Linked DNA regions of Mus musculus: region 1 is linked to region 2. The links are chromatin loops, found by intact Hi-C in ENCODE. Cell type or tissue: left cerebral cortex. All regions are shown on one strand. Each heading gives the region's core, and the rest is flanking DNA. Links, peaks and the distances in the headings are about the cores only.

Evidence for each region. Hi-C counts contacts between places; a loop is a spot of excess contacts. Peaks named below come from ENCODE experiments on the same cell type or tissue, not always from the same donor. Only the 100,000 strongest peaks of a DNase experiment are listed, where the experiment ranks them.
Region 1: a loop joins it to region 2, with 4 times the contacts of the local background. A loop is called at or near these places in 5 of 42 quality-filtered maps.

The regions. Positions count from the first base shown.
Region 1 is chr9:62,335,219-62,347,247 of GRCm38, forward strand. It overlaps Anp32a (acidic (leucine-rich) nuclear phosphoprotein 32 family, member A), which reads left to right and starts at 6,125. Exons shown (of 7, transcript NM_009672.3): 1 at 6,125-6,336. The coding sequence starts at 6,283. It overlaps Gm20346 (predicted gene, 20346), which reads right to left and starts at 9,429. Exons shown (of 2, transcript NM_001378702.1): 1 at 8,731-9,429; 2 at 6,284-6,770. The coding sequence starts at 9,190. The coding sequence ends at 6,706. In left cerebral cortex, for the core only: no CTCF peak of the experiment used is centred there; DNase peaks (open chromatin) are centred at 6,065, 6,703, 7,074, 7,354 and 5 more places; H3K4me3 peaks cover 4,967 bases; H3K27ac peaks cover 4,086 bases.
Region 2 is chr9:62,547,018-62,559,046 of GRCm38, forward strand. No RefSeq gene overlaps it. Among named protein-coding and RNA genes, the nearest start is that of Gm39352, 12 kb to the left of the region's middle. In left cerebral cortex, for the core only: CTCF peaks have their summits at 3,010 (motif pointing left), 3,802 (motif pointing left), 6,502 (motif pointing left) and 8,677 (motif pointing left); DNase peaks (open chromatin) are centred at 2,998, 3,748, 6,488, 7,833 and 1 more place; H3K27ac peaks cover 2,964 bases.

The DNA.
Region 1 (12,029 bases), core at 1,481-9,480, 210 kb before region 2:
TTCATTTTGCCATTAACATTTTTCTGGTTTTCCCACAGTGTTCTTTAAGGTGTCTACATCGTGCCAGGAGCCCAGGGACCACTTGCCTACTTCTGGACATCTTCATTGTAATGTGCCTAGCCTTCAGCTTCGATCTGCACCTAAGTCTGAACTCTGCTTCAGGTCGATGCTAAACATGTAATGAAGTCCCTTTCCCAGTAAGTGCAGCAAACAGAGAAACAGGGATACGTGAGTTATATGTATCCTAACCTTCCACACAGGCTGGGGAGGTGGAGGCAGGATGATCTGAACTTCAAGGTCATGTCAGCTACTCAATGAGTGAACAAGGCCAGCCTGTTCTGCGTGACCCTCTCGACCTTTACGCTGGAGACAGGGCATTCCTTTTTTGTTTGGTTTCCTTTAGCCGTTATGAAAGTGCCTGGGCAGCAGATCCCCGTGCTGGGCCCGCATCTCGTCCCACACGTTTCCCAGTCATGCATGCTCTTCTTCTTCAGCTAACAGCAGCGCTGCGCCACACTGATCTAGACACAAAGTTCCATCCTGCCGAGTGAAATGTATTTGTCACCCCTGCTAAATTTTCCTTAAATAAGTCCAAGTGCAAGTGACAGGATCGTGAAACACAAGAGGCGTGTAAGTGGCGTTCGGATCAATCAGCCAGTCTAGCAGAGAATAGGTGTCCTTCTGCTGGGTGGGAGCCCTCAAAGTCCTAACAGGGTCATCGGGTCATATGCAAATGATTTCAGCACTTTTCTATTGGGGCTGGTGAGACTGCTCAGTGGGCAGAATTGCCACCAGGTTTAATGACCTGAGTTCCATCCCCAGGAGCCACATGGTAGAGGGAGAGAGCTCACTCTTTTGGGCTGCCCTCTGATATCCACACAAAAGTATACATTTTAAAAGACTAAACCCCCCCCCCAAAAAAAAACTTTATATTCAAGTTAAAATCATCTAGAGTGTCCAGAGAAGGCTTAAGGCACTTGCAATATTCTTCGGGGATGGCCCAACATTTCAAATGAAAATATAGTACAAATTTATTAATTTATCTGAGTGCATTCAGCAGACTTCTAACTCCAGGAGACTAGTGCAGGGTACAACTTTGAATATTTGTCAGTTCGAATGAGAGTTGCTATTAGAGAGCGGAGGTTCCAATGAGGCAGACATGCCTCGGAAGCTAATGAAGAACAAATAAAAATGTGCTAGAAGGCTCTTGGAATAGTTTATTTGCATCCCCATATTAATATATTCCATTTTAATATTGAGACAAGGTCCGGAACTCACTATGTATACCAGGCCAGCCTCAAACTCAGAAATCTGTCTCTTCAGTGTTGGAATTAAAGGTGCGCACCACACCTGTCTCTTAATGCATTTTAACAATTTTCCTATAGAGGTGAGCTTCAACTCCATATTGATTAAAAAATAAATTAAATACTCAAAATTAGTTGATATTACTCTATTCTTTTTGGTTTCTCCTGACAGGGTTTCTCTGTGTAGCCCTGGCTGGCCTGGGACTCATTCTGTAGACCAGGCTGGCCTCAAACACTGAGTTTCTCATGTCTCCCAAGTGAGATTAAAGGCCAATTTTTCTATATTCTTTAGTTAATTGCCTTTAGTTAATTATTGTTAATTGACTTCATATTCCATTGTCTTTTTTCATATTTATTTTACACATATGAATGGGTACTCTGTGTCTAGGAATTAGATGGTTGTGGGCCACCTGTGAGTGCTAGGGATGGAACCCAGTCCTTTATAAGAGCAATAAATGCTCTTAACCACTTGGCCATCTCTCCACTCCCTGCATTGTCTTCTTGCTATTGTTTTGTTGAATGTTTCATGTAGCCCAGGCTAGCCACAAACTCACTAGGCAGCAAAGGATGGCCCTGAACTTCTGACCCTCTTGCTTGTACCTTTGAGTACTGGGTTTGTAGGTATGCATCACTTTGTCCACTTTCTTTCTAAGATTTATTCATATAGGTGTTTTGTCTGCATATATGTATGTGCACCACATGTGCCTGGTACCCTCAGAAATGAGGACAGGGTATCAGATCCCCTGTAACTGGAGTTACAGATGGCTGTGAGCTGCCATATAGGAGCTGGCCACTTAATTCAGGTTCTATGCAAGAACAGCAGTTGCTCTAAGCTGTTGAGCCATGTCTCCTATCTTACCTTTTTTTTATAGTCATATTTTATTTTTAAAAATTTCAGAGCTGAGCAGTGGTGGCGCATGCCTTTAATCCCAGCACTTGGGAGGCAGAGGCACACATGGTGGCTCACAACCATCCATAATGAGATCCGACACCCTCTTCTGGAGTATCTGAAGACAGCTACAGTGTGCTTACATATAATAGAGAAATAAATCTTTAAAAAAAATTCATTTGTATGGGTGTTTTACATGGATGTTTGTATACCATGTGTGTTCCTGATGCCCTTGGAGGCTAGAAGGCACCAGATCCCCTGGAACTGGAGTTCTAGACAGTTGTAACTGCCACGTGGGTGCTGGGAACTGAACCCAAATCCTGTGGAAGAGAAGCCAGAGTTCTCCATTGCTGAGCCATTTCTCCAGCCCAACTTAGCTTTTAATATAGAGATCTTGGGTAGGTCAGTCTACTCCTACTTCCATGCTGGACCAACAGGAATAGGCTATCATGCCTGACTTACTGTTTTGCCCAATAGCCCAGGCTGCCTCAAACTCATTGCTATTATAGGTAGGAGTCACCATGGTATATATTTTTTAAGTGACCTGTAGTAACTATTTTTGGTTAGTACTTTTTCTCCATGACCAACTCAGTAACAAAGTAACTATTCAATCATTAAAGCATTTTAAAAAAAAGTCACCCAGGCTAGCCAGATGGCTCAGTGGGTAAAGGTGCCAAGTTTGATGACCTGATTTCAATCTCTGGGCTCCACAAGGTAGAAGAGCTGACTCCTGAAAGTTGTTCTTTGGTCTTCAGACATGTGAAGTAGCACATGTCCCCAGCAACACACAAAAATGTAATATACACTTAAAAAATAATCTAATGCTTCATTAAGCAATAGAAAACTATGAGTGACTTTTTAGAATTTGGACTTCAACATTCCTTTGCTATTCAAATCAAAATGCAGACATCCTCACATTGTTACCATGGGGTTTCAAAAGAATAATCTACATTTCTAAAAGCTATTTATATGTAAGGACAGAAGAGCACACAGGCAAGCTGGAGCCTTTCCAGGTCATTGTCTCTGGGATCCAGGCAGCCAAGCTCCAGGGTGAGCGGAAAAGGGTTATGGCTAGGTTCCAGTCTAGATGCTTCAAGTTAAAGAAGTTCAACTGTGCACACGTTAGCTTGACTAATAACAACCAAAGGGCCTGCATCTTCAGAGACTGAACAAAGGACCCCTCGAGTTAAAGCAGCAGCAACGATGTGGGTATTTCTAAAGCAGGACTTTCTCACCATGTTGGAGATGGCTGAGATGGCTCAGCAGTTAAGAGCACTTGCTGCACTCACAGAGGACATGAGTACCTGTCCCAGCACCTATGTGTCCATTCACAAGTTCCTGGAACTCCAGCTCTAGAAGAACGTGTTCCGGGCTAGCTTCCTTGGGCAGCTGCACTTATGTGAGCGGGCGCGTGCACACACTCGACACATAAATAAAAACAAAACCTTCAAGACACATAGAGGCTAAGGACACCCACTGCTCTTATCTTTGAGAACAGGCTGCTCATTAGTTTGCGATGGTTCTTGGTAGCCCTTGAAGGTGCCCTTCTTACTTGAAGCCCACTCCTTTCTGGGGAGGCTCAAAACTTGATTTGCATCTCATTAATTCCCAGCAGGAATCAAACACTGCTACAGACTGCCTAGTCCTTCCCCCCTCCCTTGTTTTTTTTCAGGCAGGGTTTCTCGGTGTAGCCATGGGGGTCCTGGTCCTGGAACTCACTCTGTAGAGCAAGCTGGTCTCGAACTCAGAAATCCACCTGCCCACCACTGCCCAGCATCAGACTGCCTATTCCTCGAAGCCTGTTGTAGTTTCAGTCTGTAATGAGGAACCGCACCTGTTCCAGGTCCATATAAAAATTCTCCCAAGAGAGGTTGGGTTTTTCTTACTACTTTCCTGAAATACAGATCAACTGGGAGCAGTACCTACCACTAAAACACACAATAAAAATGTAATTTAATAACCCTGTAAATAATAATTACACACATTCATATATATATATGTATATATATACATATATATATACATATATATATATATATGGTTCAGCTTCTATACTGACTGACACCGAGTAAAAGCCATCTTTCAGTTTTGTGACACTAAATGCAAAAGCTGTTCTTCAAAATTTGTAAAAGGAAGATGCTCCAAAATGAAGTGATGTCTAACACTTTCAGTTTTCTATTCTAATTAGTCTCTAACACTTTGGTTTCTCTTCATATGAAACTTCCACCTCTTCACAATTCTGTTTTCTTCTGTCCCTGTCACTTGAGCTCTTGGCTTCTTAGCAGAGGAGGTAGAATGGACACCTCCTTGCTCCGATGTGTTTTGAGAGTTATTCCTTGGAAAGGACTCTCTCACAACACTGCTGATAGCAGGTCCTCAACTTCAGTGTTTAAGAAGCAAGCGAGCATTTACCATCCAAAAGAACAAGAACTTCAAGACTTCTGCTATAACAGATTTTGTACACTACACCTTCTTAAAATATTTGTAATGAAAAACTATTATTGCTTTAAAAACCTTATCCAGAAACATGAGCTGATACATTGGCAAAGAGATAATTTGGAGTTCTTTGTGTTTTTAAAAGGAAACAATACAATTGAAACATTCCAGATATACAGCCTTTGTAAAAATTAACAAAAATCTAAGGATAAGAAATGTCAAATGAACAACGTAAAGAAATTACATATTTACCCAGACGAAATGGTTTTATTTTGTACTTCCAGCTACTTAGAATAAACATTTATCAGCTTTCAAATCCATTTGTTTGATCTAAAAGAACTAACTAAATAAAATACTTAGTTCTAATGTCTCAAAAAAAGAATTACTTTGGGGGTGTTTGCAGAAGCGTGTAGATGAAGACACATAGGAAAAGACACTATGATAAAGTTGTGTGAATAAAATTAAACATGTATCCCGTAATTTGTTCACAGCCGGACATCCACATAGTACCATGAGGTCCGAGGGCTGCCCATAGGAAGCTGGTAACCCAATGGGAACCAGGGCTGTAAAGGTTTCTTAAAAAACGTAACGTGGTCGAACAAAAACAAAACCCAAAGCAACTGTAAGACCTGGCGTAAGTGCCCCCAGTTAGCGACTCTTTGGCAATGCAGATCCAACCAAACGATTAGAATGAAACGTGCAACGCTCTCTCTCAAAAAATCCTATAAAGCCCGTCAATTATGTTCGGCTCTGAGAATCGGCAGTTCCCAGCACCTTCCTTTTCCACTTTTTAATATTTTATACAGTTCTCCATCTGCGGCCTTTCCATTCATTAATTGCCCTATACAAGATCCCCCCGATGACTCTCGGGGAATTGCTTCTTTTAAGACAGGGCATCAGATTGCCAAGCCTCTGGGGTCGAGATCGCGCCCTCGCTCCTTTGGATGTGGGAGCGTCATGCACTTAAGACTTGATTATTTAATTGCGGAGATGGGAGCAGACCGGTCGGAGGGGTTGTGCCAAGTGGGCATCCCGGGGTGTGTGTGTGTGTGGTGGGATTTGTCCTTCGTGCGCTCCAAAAATGCGCGCCCTCCTTGGGCCTGCCTTGTGCCCGCGCGCCCCAGGCCTCGTCCGCCCGCCCAGCACCCAGAGGATGCCCCCGCAAGGACCCCGCCCCTCCCGTGTCCACGCACCTGCGGCCCCGCCCCCGGCCACGAACCTTCAGGTCCACGCACCTGCCCTGCCTTCCCTCCCGCCCCCAGCGCGCAACCACCAAGGTGCAGCCGCGCTCCTCTTCGGCGGCCCCGGTATCTAAAGGGGTCCGTCTCCGGCACCACAGCCAAATGGCTGAGCCTCCCTGGCCCGCTGCGCAGGATGCCCATTGGACCCTGCCCCCCGCCGCCACCACCACTATTGGCTGGCGTCCGAAGCCTCGCCATTTGATTGGCTCTTGTTGCCGCCGCTCCACGCAAGGAGCCGCAGGTCCCGCCTCTACGGCGATCAGGTTAGTGTGCGCCGCGGGTGCTGGGGGCTCGAGAACCGAGCGGAGCTGGTTGAGCCTTCAAAGTCCTAAAACGCGCGGCCGTGGGTTCGGGGTTTATTGATTGAATTCCGCTGGCGCAGGATCCTCTGCAGAAAGAGAGAGCGCGAGAGATGGAGATGGACAAACGGATTTATTTAGAGCTGCGGAACAGGACGCCCTCTGATGTGAGCATTTGCCAAAAATATCTCTGTCGGTCCATTCTCCTACTTTGTGTTATGTGTGCGTGTGTGTTTTGGGGGGAAGGCACTTTTTTATGGAGGGGGGCTCCGGGGAAGGTGTGGGGTTTGGGGTCTGACTGCAAATGAATTGCAAGGTTGGATGGCGGGGGTGGGGGGGGTTGCAATGCCACCGGAGCATGTTTCGTCCGCCGTCGCTGCTGCCCTTGGTGTGTGACTGACTACCTGTGCGTGTGCTCCCGCGTGTGCGGGTATGGGTGCGAGGGTGTGCGTGCGAGTGTGCACCCAGCGGGGGGCCGGCGGGGCGCACGCGTTCGGGTCGGAGGGAAGGCGGCAATTTCACCCTCGTCCGAGCTCTCAGCTCCCACGACTTGCATCTGGATGGAAAAGATGATCGAGGGGAGGAGAAGATGGGCTGCCTCCTGGATTAAACAACAAAAAGGGGTTGTTATATTTTAGAAGCGTAACCCCCTTTCCGCCCCCTCCCGCGCCTGCCCCCTCCCTTTGCAGTCTCTTTCGCTCGCTCGCACACAATAAGTTTTGGGCTTCGCGAGTCCGGTATAGTTTCTGATCAATGTAGCCCGAGGACCCCGGGGAGAGCGCGTGGGGACCCGACTGCTGCGGAGTTGGGAGATGGCTCGAGTTTAAAGCGCGTCTTCGTTTCTCTGCGGGGATGAGGCGAGAGGTGGGGAGCCATATTTGTAACTTTGTCGTGTTCGTGAACGCGCCCTTTCTCTCCCTCCCTCCCTTTCTCTGTCTGCCTTCCTTCTCCTTTCTCTCTCACTCTTTCCACCCCACCTTTGGGCCAGATGCTGTCTTTTCTCCCTTCTTCCTCGCGGAAAGGGAGGGGGGGTACCTTAGGTTAAGGGGGAGGGATTGTGAAGTGTGCAAATGCTCAGATAATCCTCGCGCCTCCCCAACCACGAGCGTCGCTAATGTAAGTTGCCCGGAGGCTGCGTCCCGTTCTGGCCCCCGGCTCCCTCCCCAGATGCCAGCCTTGGCACCCTGACGCCTCATCGGCAGCAGACACCCCACCTTCCCGGTCCTTGCTTCTCCTGGGGTGGGCTCCCTGGCAGCCATTCGGCGCTTGGTTAATAAATGGGCACGAGAAACTTTATCAGAACCCGAGCTGCCCAGAGCTAGTGCCGCTGTGGGGACCGACCCAGTCTACATTCTTGCGGGCACGGCAGGCACGCAGCTCTGGGATGGGCAGTTCGTCTGGCCGTAGCCGTTATGGATTGGGCAGCGGCGGGAGTATGGCAGGAGGAAACTTACACCGGTGGGAACAGGGAGGCTGGGCGCGAGCCCACTGCAAGGGGAAGTGAGGGTTGGTGGGTGACTCGAAAGCTACTGTTTATTTTTGTCTCCCTCTCGCTTTCACGCACTCGTGTTGTCTGCGAGTTGACCCATTCGAGAGACCTTAGGGTCTGCGGTGGAAACCCTAGCCAACTTCCCCTCTAGGCTCGGTAGTAGGGAGCAGGAGCTCGCGGGCGGGAAAGATCTCGGGTCTAGCCTGAGGGTCTGGGGCTCGGGCGAGTTGGGGGCTCGCGTAGCACGTTGTGCTGACCTGTCGCCCCTCCAGCCACTTGACCCCTCGAATCCTGACAAAGGCAGGCCTCATTTCCTCTTTTCTCCTAATTCCTCCTTCTAAACCTGAGTAAGACTTTTGAAAACAAGCTCCTTTCTGCCGACCGCCCATCCTCACGCAGCTGTGCACTGGAGACGTGCTACAGCCTTATGGCGCGCAGGGCGGAAGGAGGGGGCACCCCTAGCACCAGGACTTGCCGCGGGGGCTGCCTGGTTCGCCCGGTGGCGTCCCGACCCAGCCAGGGTGCCCGATCCCGGGGGGTGGAAGGGACTGGGTGTGGTGCTGGGGGGAGGGGGCCGAACGCGACTTCCCGCGTACTTTCCCGGAAGACCCCTATATGTAGTTGGGGGGCTTCAGGGTCCCGGCGAGTAGGTGCGCAGCAGCGCCGGACCCGACCGAGCGGTCCACAGTACTAGCTGACCCGGAGCGAAACGGAAAGCGGGTCGAACCGGCTCTTTAAACTTCCCCGAGTGTGTGCGCTGGGGGAGGGGCGGGCGCTCTGGGCTGGGCGCGATTTCTCACGCTTCGCCCCCTCGCCGTGAGTCTGCTGCCCACTCGCCGGCCTCCGGGCTTATGGCGGGGTGGGGCGCGCGGGTGGCGGGGGAGGGGGCACTTGCTGCGCATGGGGGAGGGGAGGGCAGAAAGCTCTCGAAAGAGGGACAAAAGGGGTGGGGGAGGAGGAACTGGCTTTTTGTTGTTGTTTTGCTGGGTTTTTGCTTTTTTCAAATAAACGTTTTTGGAAAACAGATCGTTCCGGGGAACCTCCCTCCCCAGAGTCCCCCCCACGCACCCACCTTCTGCAACCTCTCTCCCAAGTCGCATCTCGGGGACTGGTGGCCGCGACGCCGCCGTACTAGGACGAGCAGCCATGTTTCCCGGGGCGCCGGAGGCCCACCCCTCCCCCACGGCGGCCGCGGACCGGGCTCCGCGGGGACCGTGGCGCCCAGCGGTGGGGGCCTGAGAGCACACAGGCACAGTCGAACCTCGGCGCGGGCCTGAGGATCTGGTCTGGAGAGGGCGCGGCGTGCCGGGGACCCTCGACCTCCTAGGATCTACAGGCCCGTCTGCTCTCGCCATTTGCACTACTAGGCCATTGGGAGACCTATCCCCAGGGTGCCCTGGCATTCTTAGGGTGCAGGGGCAGCAGTCCCCGGCTGTGTGCCGGTGGCTCGCCAGTCGGGCGCCGAGCTGCCATTTTGTCACCGTGGCTGTTGTCGCGCTTGGGGGGTGGGGGTGGTGAGAAGCTTGCGCCATCGCCCCGACGGCCGCCCTCTAGCGAGGTGGCTGCTGGAGGAGCTGGCCCCTGGGACACCCCCACCCCATTTTCGCATTCGGCCTTATAGGGGCTCCCACCCAGGGTCCAAGGATCCCGAAGCTGTAGTAGCCCCGAAAAGGTGACGGTCTATCTTATCCAGCGGCCCCCGCCCCAACTCCCTGCCCCCCCCCCCCCGTTCGGCTTTCCGCCGTGGCTCCTGCTGCGCTCGGCACGTAGTGAAAGGTGGCCTTGAAGGCGAAACGATTGCGCTGGTGTTTGCGCCTTCAGCGGAAATGATTGGGTGGTGTATGGGGGTGGGGGTGAAACTAGAGGGCGGGAGGGGCTCAGGCTCTTTAATCTGGTGGCCCTCTGTAATGCCGAGGGCGTCAGCCTTCTACCCGGGAGGGACGAGTTGTTGGATGCGCTGGGGAAACGCCCTCCGGGGCTGGGCTCTCTAGAAAGGTTGGTCGAGTTTCAGGTGGGTGTCGCAGCACTCTGCAGGCTGAGGGAGCTCTCTCGCTCTTTATCCAGTTCCTCACCCCGCGCCTCCCACCCCGCCCCCCATTTTTGTTTTGGCGGGGAAGGTAGGTAACTACATAGTAAACGCTACCTTAAACCGAAAGAGAAATAGGATTTTTCTTTAAAAAAAAAAGTAAACTGTCCTTTTGTATTGCCTTCAGACTCGGGCAGTTTGTTCCTAATGCAGGCCCCGATGTGGGACTCAAGCGTGTGCTAGGCACATCGCAGGCTGTAGGCTGGTGTCTGCATGTAGAGACTAACTTCCATGGAAGTGTCGGGCAAAGGCTGCTATCGGAGCCGGGAGTCTACTTTGACCTCTGGAATGCGTTGCATTTTTTTTTTTCCGTCCAGGTTGACTTACTGCCTAATTGGGTTCAGGAGAGTGGCCTGGCGGTTTGCTCCAATTTATGCAAGCCAAGCGGGGATTGGGGGCAGAGAACTGAATGTGGCCTTGGTATGGGGTGATCAGTTGACTCTTGTGACTGGCAGCTGCTGAGGCTTGTTTTTGATCTGAAGGTTCCATGGTGAGGCTGGCTTCTGAAGCCACACAGACCCTGGCTTGAGTTCACCAGCTACAAGGAGGTAGGATCCTGCCAACCTGTGGTCTGGGACAGATTACCTTAGTCTACATCCAACGTTTTGTACATGTGTCCTGTAAGACTGGACAGTTCTGTTTTTATCAATAAGTCACTATTGGCTTGAGTTGGCCCTTCGCAGGTGCTTGATATAGTCGCAGATACTGGGGAGTGGGGAGGAATAATTTAGGGCCCCTTGGAGGTTTAAAATAACAACTCCAGCAATAATAGCAGATGCTCACATAACTCCTTACTGTGTCTGGCATGTTGCTAAGTGGATTACAGACATCAGTTAATTTAGCCTCACAAGGGCACTATGTTAAGTACTGTTGTTATTCTTATACTAAATGCAAGGAAATTGAGTCAGAGCTCCAGATCACCGCCGGTCGGTACAGAACTGGGATTCTAACTCCGTTAGACTCAGCCTCTGTACTGCCCTGAAGCACCACGGGAAAGGACTTTTTCTCCTCCAGTTTTGGAGTGAGGCCACCTATTAGCAAGAGGGTGGGTTTGGGTTTGTTGGTGTTGAGGGCACAGAAACAAAGCATAGCTTCCTGGTGGAGCGTTAGGTGAAACAGACAAGTGGAGTGGGTAGGCATTTTAAGGGGGAGCCTGACCCTGGTTTGGAATATTCAGTATGCACTGTTAGATGTTTCCGGTAATGAGAAGACAAGCAGGAGCCATTCTTAGTGGTTATTTAGGTGTCTTATATAAGTAGTTTTTTCATTAGCCTTTCTGTAGAAAGAAAAAACAATCTCAGGATAGAATAGACAGGACCTCAGTGTTGGGATGTAGCCATGCTAGTAATACTGCCTAGAGCCACTCACCTAACCCTGCCTGAAGTTCCTTAAAGATAGCCAACCTCTCTGTTCTGTGGATGGATCACTTAGGACTCAGAGTCAGCCTCCCAAGGTAGTCTGTGGACAGGAGAGAATGCAGGTTCTGTAGTTGACCAAGGCCCATACATGACCTATATTACCAGATCATCCAGGGAACCGGTAAAATGCAAATGTCTGGGCTCCACCCCCTGGGTGTGGGCTTAGTACCAGGTCACCATGGTTCGCTCTTTATGCTGCTGAGTTGAAAACAGTTTGTATGTCTAACCACTAAGAGATTTGGGAATCTGGGAGCGAACCTTTGAATGATCCTCCTCCCTACAAATCTCGCTCGTCGAGTTAACAAAGTTGTATTAATGAGAAAAAAAATTGTACTTATTTTGAACTTGATCAATAAAAGAATTAAGAGGGAGATGTGTATCCTTTTGTTATAAAAGCACCTGTGTTATGTTCTCAATTTTGCTTCTTGAAGTTTACTACCTGGAAAGTTAGTTCTCTTTGTTTAGCAGGCAGGGGAGGTCCCTGGGGTCCTGTGCTTTGTTCTTTTAGGAATGTGGCAAGTCCTACATTTGATGGTGCACTGTGAATTTTCCAAGACCTTCTGAATATGCGATTAAACAACTTTTGATCCTCATAGAAATGGGCTCCCGTTCACAGGCCTTCATGAGAAGTTGTTCTCATTCCTGGCTCCCTATGGAGCAGTCCTCTCTGTCTCAGAGGTAGAGAGGAGGAAATTTAAGTCCAGGGCTACTGAAGTTTGCAAAGCTGCTTGCTGTATACCTAGTGACTAGTGAGGGTCAGGACATATCACCACAGTCCCCAGGTCACCCTGGCACCTCCGTCCCAGGCCTGCTGCTGGGGGGGGGGGGGGAAGACAGCACATAGCAAAGCAGAAATGGCTTTGGGTT
Region 2 (12,029 bases), core at 2,016-10,015:
CAAATGCACATACATACACACATACATATATGCACACATATACACATACACACATACATAGACAAAAATACACACATACATACACACATATGCACATATACATACATATATACATATACAATACACACATACATATGCACATACATACTTATACACATACACACATATACATATGCACATATATATGCATCCACATACATGTATATATACACATACATATGCACACACATACACATGCATATACACATACACATACACACATATGCACATACATACATATACATACACACATATGCACATACATACACATAAACATACACACATATGCACATACAGACACACACACACACACACACACACACACACACATTTTAATGATGGCTACGTGAGTAAGATTTGTCGAAGTCACTTCTGAGGCCCTGACACTACTGTAAACCCCACCCACATCCTAGCTCCCCCTCCTCTTCTCACTCAGCAGGGCGCTGAGGTGGCTGAGGGCACTGCTTGGTTTCAATGTGCAGAGCACAGTGCCAAGGTGCTGTTGTCAGCAGCTTCCTGCAGCAGTGGAGGAAGATGCAGAAAGGGCTGCAAGAATTCATTAGCACCAATTAACACAGGGAGGCTTCCTCCTGCTCACTCCTCGAGCTGCCTCTCTGCCATCTGAGGGCTAGGACCACATGGCATGGGAAACAGCCAGACATAGAGGGGAGGGGACCTGGGGGACATCAGCCAAGGCTGTGTTCCAGCAGGGCCCAAGCAGTTTGCTGCTAGCTCGGCTGGAAGGTTCCAGAAAGTGAGAACAGACATGGGGCATCTAGCAGGCTGGGTTCCTCAGGGCTCTGGACAAGTGTTTTTCTCGGTCAGTGCTCTGAAGAGAGCATTCGATCCCAAGAGTTGAGCTGTCCCCTTTCCACACAAAGGATCCTGGAGTAGGTTTCCAGTCCCCTACACTGCTAACTTAATCACTCGTGGTCCTTGTTGAAAGAAATAGTGCCGAGGCCACCTAGCGTGGTGGAGCCCACCATTAATCCCAGCACTTGGGAGGCAGAGGCGGGAGGGTCTCTGAGTTCAAGGCCAGCCTAGTCTATATGGCAAGCCAGGGAAGCCAGGACTAAATAGAGAGACAGCGTCTCAAATAAAATCAACAAATCAAACAAACCAAAAGTAAAAAGTAAAAATTCAGAAAGAGAGGGCTGGGAAGATGGCTCAGAGGGCGAAGCACTGGCCACACACATTTGAGGACCAGGGTTCCGTTTCCCAGCCCCCGTGTAAAAGCTGGATAGGAATGGTAACTGGCCTACAATCCTAATGCGCTGGAGGTGGAGGGGGGACCCCCAAAGCAGGCTAGGATAGGCAAATCCACTAGCCATACGTCCAGTGAGAGCAGGGGAGCAGTGCATCTTACTCCTTGGTCATTCTCACTACGTGTGTGCCAGTCCTGTGACTGGGTCTCAGAGAACCAGCCTTTGGGCTCCTGGGTTTTCTCTGGTGCTTTTCCTGCCTGATTTGTTTATCTCTGTTCTAGTTTGTGCCATTCCGTCCCTATTCCTCTGACTTTAGTCAGTACCTCACTTTGTAGTAGCTTAGGGTTGCAGAGAGAGAGGCTGCGGATGCAGGCCCGGATGGCCGTGAGTGCCTCTCTCTCTGAGGACAGGGCCTGCTGGATCCTGCAAGTCTTACTATTCTATGCTTTTGTTTTGTTTCCAGAATTTTACTCCCTCCCCCGCCCCATTTCACTAGTGATTTTTTTTCATTAACACATCGGTTATGTAAGAACGCATTGTTTAAATTTCCATATATTTGTGAATTCTCCTGTTTTTTCTTATGTTGTTTTTTTGTTCTAGTTCATTGTGGTAAAAAAGACATGTGCTTTTGGATGGTTTCAATTGTTAAAATGTCCCGAGCTTTGTCTTGCTGCCTAGCACACGGCCTGCGCTGGAGACTGCCTGTGTGTGCATGGGGAGGAGCTGGACTTCTGGTTTATCGTCTGTTTGCTGTTGCCGTAACAGAATACTACAGACTGGGTAGTTTATGAACAGAAAAGGTTTATCTGGCTCAGAAATTGGAGCACTGAGAAGTTCAGAGCCTGGTGGTATCTGGTGAGGGCCATACCAGTCACAAAGCACTGCAGGACATCACCCAGTGAGAGGACCTTCATGTCCTAATTCAGAGCTCCGTTCCTTTTTTTATATAGCCACGTCCATTCAACCGTCGGACAAATGCTCCCTCTGGCTATAGGACTCCATTAACTTTATCTTCCCCCAAAGGTCCCACCTCCACGAGTTACAGTCAAATTGGTTTCTCTCCTCTTAATTTATTAATTAATTAATACCTCACAATGGAGATAAAATTTCGTTGATGGAACGCTTACCACGAGTTGAGTTGCTGTTGAGTGAGTGCTGTTTAGACCTCTGTCTCTGTACTGACCTTCCATTTAGCTGGTCCATGTGCTATTGATGATGAGACATCACTATTCTTAACTATTGTAGATATGTCTTGGGTTTTTGTCAATATTTACCTATATTGGGGGGGGGGTCCGCTGTCCTGCATTTATACGGTCATTAAATCTTCTGATAGATTGACCTTTTATCAAGATAGAGCAGTCTCTCTTGTCTCTGTAATAATTTTAAATTTAATGCCATTTACAAATATCGGTTATTATTTGTGAGGAATACTTTTATTTATCTTTTTATTGTATCCTTCTTGTGTCTGTAGCAGGCTTCAGTGTACACTTACCAGGTAATCAAATAAAAACACGGGCTGTTTCGTTATATTTGAATTTCAAAGACGGGAACAGTGAGCAATTGTTTTAGTGCAAGAACTTTCCATACAACAGGTGTGGTTCAGTTATGTTAGAATTTTTACAGTCTAACTTCTCTGTCTCAACATCTCAGTTGATTCCCCCGCTTCCAGATCTACAGTCCTTGAAGCTGTGCTAGCCTAGCTCTTGTGCTGGTGACCGGTGCCGCCAAATCCAGAAGAATGTGGCCGGTGCGCCCTCTGGTGGACATATCTTGGAACTACAACTCCAGAGTCGGAAAGCCTTGTGCAGAGCACGGATTGATGTCCCACTATTGCTGTTTTCCATGAGAACCTGAAAGGTCCCTGCAGATACTGCAAACCGAGGGAAAGAACCAGACAGAAGGGCTTAGGAGCATCTCCCCACATGCAGACCTTGCATCTTCACACATGAGCATGCGGGGATTTGGCAGGCCAGTAGCTGGTCTTGAATCCGCTGGCGCTCTCCAAATTACCCATACACTGCTGGGGTCTCTGAAGATTCTGTAAGAAAGCTCTAGAATTTTCAAAGCAAAAAACTTCAAGGTTTCTAATTCTGGAACCAGGCTGTGGCTCTTCCTGCAACTGGGCAAATCTGCTGCAAGGATATTTTTTTCCCCTGAAGCAGGCACTCTGTACAAAGCCCGCTCAGTCGGTGTTTATCTAACAAAACTGAAGATGACAGACAGGGTAGGGAAGAAGAGTACATTACTAAGTGGCAGAAGGGGCCATGTCCCCATGGGTCACCTCAGCAACAGAGGCTTGGGGGAATGAGAGCTGCCTCTTCTAGTATTCTGATGGCTTTATAATAAACAGGCAGGTTTCCCTCAGCTGAGCCCACTCCTTCTCTAGGTCCCTCTGGTTGCTCATGTGGGAAATCCACCTGCCTCCAGAGCCTTCTCTGGCCCCGTAGAGGTGGGAGCTGCAGAAGATGGGGTACCAGCTGTCCTCCACCAACACCTTTATTGCTCAGTGGGCAGGTTGGATCGTGACACTCTCACCCCGCCCCCTGCAGGCCAGGGGAGGAGATCGCAGGCCTGAAGTCACCAGGAGTGAGTCACCTGATGGAGTCTGCCCTGTGTCTGCGTGCCAGGTCCTGGGCAGAGCTGACATTCTGTTTGGTGGGTAGCTTCCTTCCCCACAGTGCTCGAAGGTTGTTCTGATAGCAGAGGAGGGCGCAGGGCTGGCCGCAGGCCTTTCTGTCACTGACAGGGACTGAGGCCGGAGAATCAGGCAGATGGCCGAGGGTGATTGGTCTGTGCTGTGGAGCTGAAGCCAATGCGGGCAGCAGAGCTCCTTTGGCACAGGCACACAGTTCTGCCCTGGTACCCACAACAGTGTCACTGGACCTTCTGGAGACAGGGTCTTTGGAGATGGTGTCGTTGGTTGGCCTTAGGCCTGGGGAGAGAGTGGACGCCCTTGCAGAGGAAGGGAGGGCCAGCTGAGCCTGCTCTAGACTGGATGGTGTAGAAAACGCTGCCCACTGTTCAGATCCTCTGCCCGCCAGTGGGGTGGGCCTGGGAGTCTCCATTGGACACTCAACTCTTGTCACTGGGGTGTGGGGTGTGGCAGTTTGGAGTCAGGCCTGGCTTTCGGTCCCAGCCCTGCCGTTTACTGGCTGGCATCTGATTTCAACAAGGATATTTTGGTTAACCAAATTTGTTTTCTATAGGTTGAAAGTTTGTCTGCTTATCGTAGAAAATGTGGTAAAATTCGGAAAAACCACAAAGGAACAAAACAAAAACAAACAAACAAACAAAAAAGACAAAAACACCAAAGCCTGGAAATGAGAGCGAGTTGAGGTTTCCTTCTACAACTTGTTTTTTAAGGTTTTTTGGTAAGGTTTTATTGTTCATTTCTTGGGGGTGTGGATCCTGCAAGAACTCACATCTTGGAGGTCAGAGGTCAACTCCTTGCATTCTGTGGTTTCCATCCCAGACGCCTCCCCAGGCTTGGCTGAAAGCGCCTGTCTGGTGAACCAACTGGACAGTGGCTTTGTTACAGTTGTCAGGGTTGAAATCAATACTGTGTGATATAAGGATGCAACATTGTAGATGCATCCTCCACTCACTACAGGTTTTTGTTTTTTTCCAAATCTCTCTTGTTTGTTAAGACAAGATGGCAGGCCATCTTCAAAGTCACCGTTTAAGCAAGGATGACCCTGAACAGAGCTATGCACCACCATGCCCACCTCAGACTCTTCTTTTTGGGGGTTCATAATATTCTTTTCTCTAAGCAGCTATAATAACCCTCAATGTTGCCCTGTTGTTAAATAAGTTGTTTCAGTTTTGGCAACTACAAACACTGCCCCATGTTCATCTCTGCACATAGATATTCTGTTCTGTTCTGTTCTGTTTTTTTGTTTGTTTGTTTTTTGTTTTGTTTTGTTTTGTTTTGACAGGGTTTCTCTGTGTAGCCCTGGCTGTCCAAGACTGGCTGTGTAGACCAGGCTGGCCTCCAACTCAGAGTTTTGCCTGCCTCTGCCTCCCAAGTGCTGAGATTAAAGGTGTGTGCCATCACACCTGCCTCTGTTTATTTCTTTAGGATATGTTGCAAACATTGAAACTACTGAGTAAAAGGAGTTTGTTTGTTTGTTTGTTTGTATACTTGAGACAGGACAAGACATGTCTTAGGGTTTTATTGCTATAAAGAGACACCATGACCAAGGCAGCTCTTATAAAGAACCACATCTAATTGGGGCTGGCTTACAGGTTCAGTCCATTATGGTCATGGTGGGAAACATGGCAGTGTGCAGGCAGGCATGGTGATGGAGAAGGAGCTGAGAGTTCTACATCTCGATCCGAAGGCAGCAGAAGGAAACCATGTGACTTCAACTAGCTTGAGCTCATATAACCCCAAAGCCTCCCTCCCAGTGACACAACTCCTCCAACGAGGTCACACCTTCTAATAGTGCCACTTCCTATGACCAAGCATTCAAAATGTCTGTGGGAGCCATACCTACTCAAACTATCACACAGCGTCTCACTCTATAGCCCCGGTTAGCCTAGAACTCACTGCTTAGACCAGGCTGACCACCAATTCACAAGGATCCACTTGCCTCCTCCTCTGCTGGGATTAAAGGTGTGTGCCCCTATACCTGGTGGGAGAGAGTACTTTCTTAGGGTGGAAAATTTTAAGTTACTGTCCAGTTTACCAGTTCACACCCCAGTGTTTTCACAGACGTACCCCCAGAGTTGGACGTGAGGATGTTGCCGGTACCCATCCTTCTTTGACCTGCCATACACCTGAGACTCTTGGTTTCCAGCTGGGTTCTGGTCATTTTCAGGCCTCACTGGCACCTCCAGCTCTCCTGGATATTGGACGACTGGAAGAAGGGTGGGAGGGTGGGCCACCAACGGATCCACGGTGTCCCCTTCCTCAGGCCAGGGTGGAGTCTGCCTAGGTTTTATAAAGAAATTGGAGTTGAGATGTTGAGAACACAGAGCTGCTTTCTAGGTCCCAGACAGGGCTGCTCTTCAGATATTCAGTCTCTGTCAGCTTCTGGAACCTTCTGGTTGGAACTGCAATAGGAGGTAACTGGGGTGGTGCCTCCGCAGAGGCACCCTAACAGCCACAGGCTCTCTGGGCAGCATCCTCTATCTAATTCCCAGTAAGTATTTCCCACCTCCTGGGGTTTTGCTCAGAGACACTGGGTTCCTTTCTACATCTGCCCCAGACTTCTGGCTCCCTACCACCGTATGGCCAATGGCGCCACCTACTGGCAAAACCAAAGCCCCAAATTACCTGTTCTTTCCTTGTCTTCCAAACAGTGGGATGGATGGAGTCAGTCCATAGTTCGCCCCAGTTCATCCCAGAGTCTAGCCTTTCCTGCTGCCCCTTCATCCCATCGCTGCTGTTCTCAACTCTCATGGGGACTATACTGCTTCCACAGTCCTTTCTGCTGAAGCCAGGGACCTCAGCATTGCAGTGTGACTCAGCCACCTCTCCCTGTGACCTTCAGTGGCTCCCTCTTGCTCCCTGGGACACCCGGTGTGATCCGGCCACTACCTTCCTCTCTCACAACTGCCAGCCTCTACCTCCTCTCCCTGTCTATCTCTCACGGCCTTGAGAAAGCACAGTGGACCAGAGCCAATCTCATCCTGGTCTTTGTCTAAGTAGGCTTCTCTGTCCCTTGAGGGACTCACCCCTAATTCTTTAGAGTTCTACCAGACATCACCTCCTCCAAGAAATTCTCCAACCCCTATTAGTTTTCTGTGGCAACTCTTCCCCCCACCCCTGTGGCCACTCTTACAAATGACCACAAATCTGATGCTTTGAAGTGAGACCACTGTATACTTTCTCAGCACTGAAGGTCAGAAGTCCAAAGCAGAGGGCTGTGGAGATGCTGCACTTTGTGGCCCTTCCTCACAGCGCTCCTGCCATGTGTTTCTACCACCCCATCTCCCTCTCTCTAGTTCTCTCTCTTTCTTGGAAGACCCATAGTTACATCCAGGGCCACCAAGATGATCTGGGTAACTCCCCACCACACAGTCCCTAATGTAGTCACAGCTGCACGTTCCCTTTGCCTCAGTGAGTACTGCTCAAAGTTCTGGAGAGGAGATCATGGCATCTTGGGAGTGTGTTACACGGCCCACCCCTTCCCCCTTTCCTCCCTCAGATGTGGAGGCCCACTCTTTTGTGACTCCATGGTTCTCTGGTCAAATGCATTCACAGTTACTTGTCTGACTACCCTGCTAGTTACTGCTTGAAACTGTGTGACCCTACCTGACTTCCCTGTGTCCTGGGACCTGGCTGAGTCCTTGCAGTGTAGGCACCATAGGGTGCATGTTTGTTGAGTGAATGAGAGTATGAACAGGAGTCTGGAGGCAAGCGGACTACCTGGATGTGCACAGCATATGCTTCTGTGCTGAAGGATGGTGCAGAAGGCAGGAGGTGCAGAGGGAAAGGGCTGTAACCTTGCTTGGGGCCCTCCCATATGTGCAGGAGGCCGTGTGAAACAGGGTGGGGGGAGGGGACACCCAGCCAGCTGGTGCCACCAGGACTGGAGCTCATAGGCACACTCTGCATACAGCCTCCCTCTGATGGGGCTGTTACCGAGGCAACAGAAGAAGTTGGTTGCCCAGCAACAATGCCCTGCTTCCCCCAATCCCTCTTATGGCTATTTCTTTCCCCTGGGAGGCTTGTACCCTCTCTAGATTGTGTTCCTGTTTAACAAAAATGGATGCCCTCTGTCCAAACTCCAAGTGCAGGAGACGAAAGGGCAATTTCATGAGACTGTGATGGTAGGGGTCATGGGTTAAGCATCAGAGTGAAAGGGAGTAGGAGTGGCCTAGGTGCAGAGATGGAAGACATTTGGGCCAATCTTTTTCCTGTATACTTTTTCCTTTCCCATTTGAACCAAGAAAAACTGGAAGGGGATCAATCTAGGAAGCAGGAGACCTGGGCCCATGGCCTGGACCAGACTCTGGCTTCTGGAACACATTGGTTAAATGACTTTGTTGAGTTCCCAGTATCCGGTTTGTGAGAAGAGAGCTTGGTCAACCTGATAACCAAGATCTCTCTGGACGCTAGTCAGCCTGGAGAGCACAGACAGCCTTTTTCTATGACTGGTCCTTGCCGCATCCCTACTTGGCCAGTCTTGTGGCATCCTAGTCCATGAAGCAAGGAGAAGGCAAGAATGTCCCCTGGACTCCAGCCTGATTCTTCTGAGAGGACTCCAGTCTATTCTGTCACAGCCAGTGGAAAGTATTGAGCACTTCTTGGTCTTAGTGACGCCCCCTCTGGAAAAGGAGAGTGCTATACTCTCTATAACTGCTTCCTGTCAGCTTTGCCCTCCCCTCCTCCCCAATCTACCCACCACAAACAACCCAATGGAAAACCTGCACAGAGAAACTGGTGGAAAGATTTGTTCTGAGACAGTACCACCTGCTGGCCTTTCTAGGAATGACAGATACTCCTCAGAAGATAGAGTAACTCCACACTCCTGACATAAGATGGGTGTTACAATGTAACTCCTTTTGCACCTGGAATTATTTCAATAAAAAAAAAGCCATATAAGATAAGTGCTATGGTATTCTGGTTTTATAGCTGATGGCGCTGAACTTCAGAGTATTAGGGACTCTGATTTGAGGGGGAAACTGAGGCAGACTCTCTTTTTAGTAAGAGGGCAGTTTTACTAGGGCAGTTTTTAATGACATAGTCGGTCGTAGTTCTGAAGAGAGTTCAGGCCCATGAGGTTGAGTGTGAGAGGTCCTCTCTTACAGGTTTCCAGGATGGGGCGGGTAGAGGTCTTACGTATTTGATGACTAGAGTCCTTCCCGAGTCGGGCTGTCTGATTCCCAGGCAGCGTGGGAAGAGGGAAAGAATCAGACCCTTAGTTACTGTGTGTCCATCATGTGGGATGAGCTACCTAAAGCCCCTGATGGCTCGAGATCTGGTAACCTGCACGAGGGTTGCATGGATTCAGCTGGGAATGTTAAATGGAGGACAAGGTGGAGGCCAAATGGAGACTTGCCTTTCCTCAGAAATGTTAGCATTGGAGAATGACCACACCACAGTCAGTCAGACATTTAAGTCACAATTCCACACAAAGAATTGAATTTACCACCTGTAGTGATTTGAATATGTTTGGCCCAGGGGGTGGCACTATTTGGAGGTGTGGCCTTGGCGTATATGTGTCACTGTGAGTGTGGGCTTTAAGACCCTCATCCTAGCTGCCTGGAAGTCAGTTTTCTGCTAGCAGCCTTCAGATGAAGACTTAGAACTCTCAGCTTTTCCTGTACCATGCCTGCCTGGATACTGCCATGCTCTCACCTTGATGATAATGAACTGAACCTCTGAACCTGTAAGCCAGCCCTAATTAAATGCTGTCCTCATAATAGTTGCTTTGGGCCAGGCGGTGGTGGCGCACGCCTTTAATCTCAGCACTTTGGAGGCAGAGACAGGAGGATTTCTGAGTTTGAGGCCAGCCTGGTCTACAGAGTGAGTTCCAGGACAGCCAGGGCTACACAGAGAAACCCTGTCTTGGGGGGGGGGGGGGGGAAAGAGTTGCTTTGGTCATGGTGTTCACAACAGTAAAACCGTAAGACACCACCCAAGTAATTTGCCTGGGTGGGAGTCAAAGCATGACGAGCAAATGTAAGCTTGGTCCTCCGGTGAAGCGGATATTTAACCAACAGTGCCACCTGCCCTTTCCACACCAGAAAAACAGTGACAAGAAACACCCCAGCTAAGAAGTTAGGGAGGGAAGCAAGAAGGCCCAGAGGCAAGGAGTCATCCTGGCTCACAATCCAGCAAGCCGCTCCAGGTCTTTTAGGTGAGGTGCTATGCTTTTGGTTATTAGACTACTGAGATGACGCTCCCCCAAGCATTTCCCCAAGAAGCTCATGATGGGAGAAGGAAAGGGCTAAAGCCTGCAGCTGGCCAGAGGGCAACTTGTCTCCAGACAAGAGATTCCAGCCGTCAGACTACCTTGCAGAGGGACTGGACCCCAGATAACGACGATGACGACGGGCAGCATGACCTCACTGTGACAAATTAACTCTGCATACCTCTTGCCTTCTATTTAAAACTGAACCTACGTCAGGTGCCAGACCCTGGAGATGATCTTGAGAAGGGGCAGGGCCACTGTTGCTCTCTGATCCTGTTCCCAATGTGGCCACGTTGACCACAGCTCCTTTTCTGCCTTTTTTCATTACTTGTCTCTTGAACTGGACTGTTGGGGACAGACGGCCGAGCCTCAATTGTTACCAGGACCCAGGCTCTGGCTCTAACAACCCCAGGAACACAGTGTCAGTGGAAGGAGACTGGACCTTCTTGACTTCTAAGGACAGTGTGTGTCACCCATCAAGGTACGGACCCCAGTTTGTACTCCGTAACCCATTGAGGTACCTACCTCAGTGTGCTCTCTGTAAGACAGGCAGTAGCCGCCTCCTCACAGACACCAGAGGCACCCCCCTGGGAATGAATGCCAGGGCCTAGCTATCAGCCGCCCAGGGCCTGCATCTCTCACCTGGAAAGTGAGCTGTCATCAAAGGTAGTATTGGCCACAGATCCTGTTCCCTCCCTTCCCTGCCTCCTGCATGGGAACCAGAGAGTCTGGATCTTCCTGTGAACCCTCCCCCATCCTGCCATGGGGGCTGTGATTCATCTCTTCAGAGACCCCCACCTTGCTGTCTGTCTCTAGTACTGGGGCCTGAACGGTCCGTCTGTCCACCATGTTAATATAAACTCATCACTCTCCATAATCTGTCTCATTGTCGATCTTGAACTCCCCTGACCCCACAAACCTTCCAGGGTCACTGATAGGGAAGATTAGTAAGACTCAGGTCCAGGTACCAGGCATCGATCGGTGAATAAGGTCTTCCTCTCTCAGTTAGGAGCAGATAAAGCTATTGGCCACTTACTCGTATATAGATGGCAAGACACAGTGAATCAGGATGCGGCCCCAGGACTCAGAGCTCTCTCCCACCACTGCCATGTAGCCAGCAGATCAGCACGCAGTTGTCATCTCACGGGCCTCCAGGCCATGGAGGACGCCAGGTCAGAGGCAGGAGGACCTGAAGCCTAGGTAAGACCTGTGCACTCCAGGACTACAAGTTCAGGGACCAGACACTTCTGTGAAGCTTGAGGGGTTTGGCACTACAGAGGTGTTCTGAGATATTCCCTCCAAAAGAAAAGACAGGCTGTTGCTCCGGGCACAAGGTCCTTGTAGTAAGCTTGGCCTTGCTAGGCCTCCTGGCACTCTGGAGGCAACATAGTTTACAGCTAGGCTCATGGCTCCATTCACATCCTGGGTTATGGAGAAGACAGGATGAGTGAGACCCCGGAAGGAGAAGATCCTTATCTGGTCCAAACATGGCGCTGTTATGGTTTGGATGTAAAATCCCCCTGGGGCTCAAGTATTTGAGTCGTCAACTGGTGGCACTGTCTAGGAGGGTCCCTATCCTCACGGAGGTGTGACTCTCCTGCTCATGCAATCTGGACACAGCTCTGTGTCTAAACATCAGCTTGCCCTTTCTCTCCCTTGTTGACAGAGGGCTCCTTGAGGGCATGCATGGAGTTCTAGGTTCTGTGGTCCAGTACTAACTAGCTCAGAGCCCAGCGGCGAGAGAGGCTCAGTACAGTCAGGCCACATGCAGAGATTCAGTGAAGAGCCCTCCCATCTCTCTCTCTCTCTCTCTCTCTCTCTCTCTCTCTCTCTCTCTCTCTCTCTCTCTCTCTCACACACACACACACACACACACACACACACACACACACACACACACACACACAGTGTGTTGTTATAT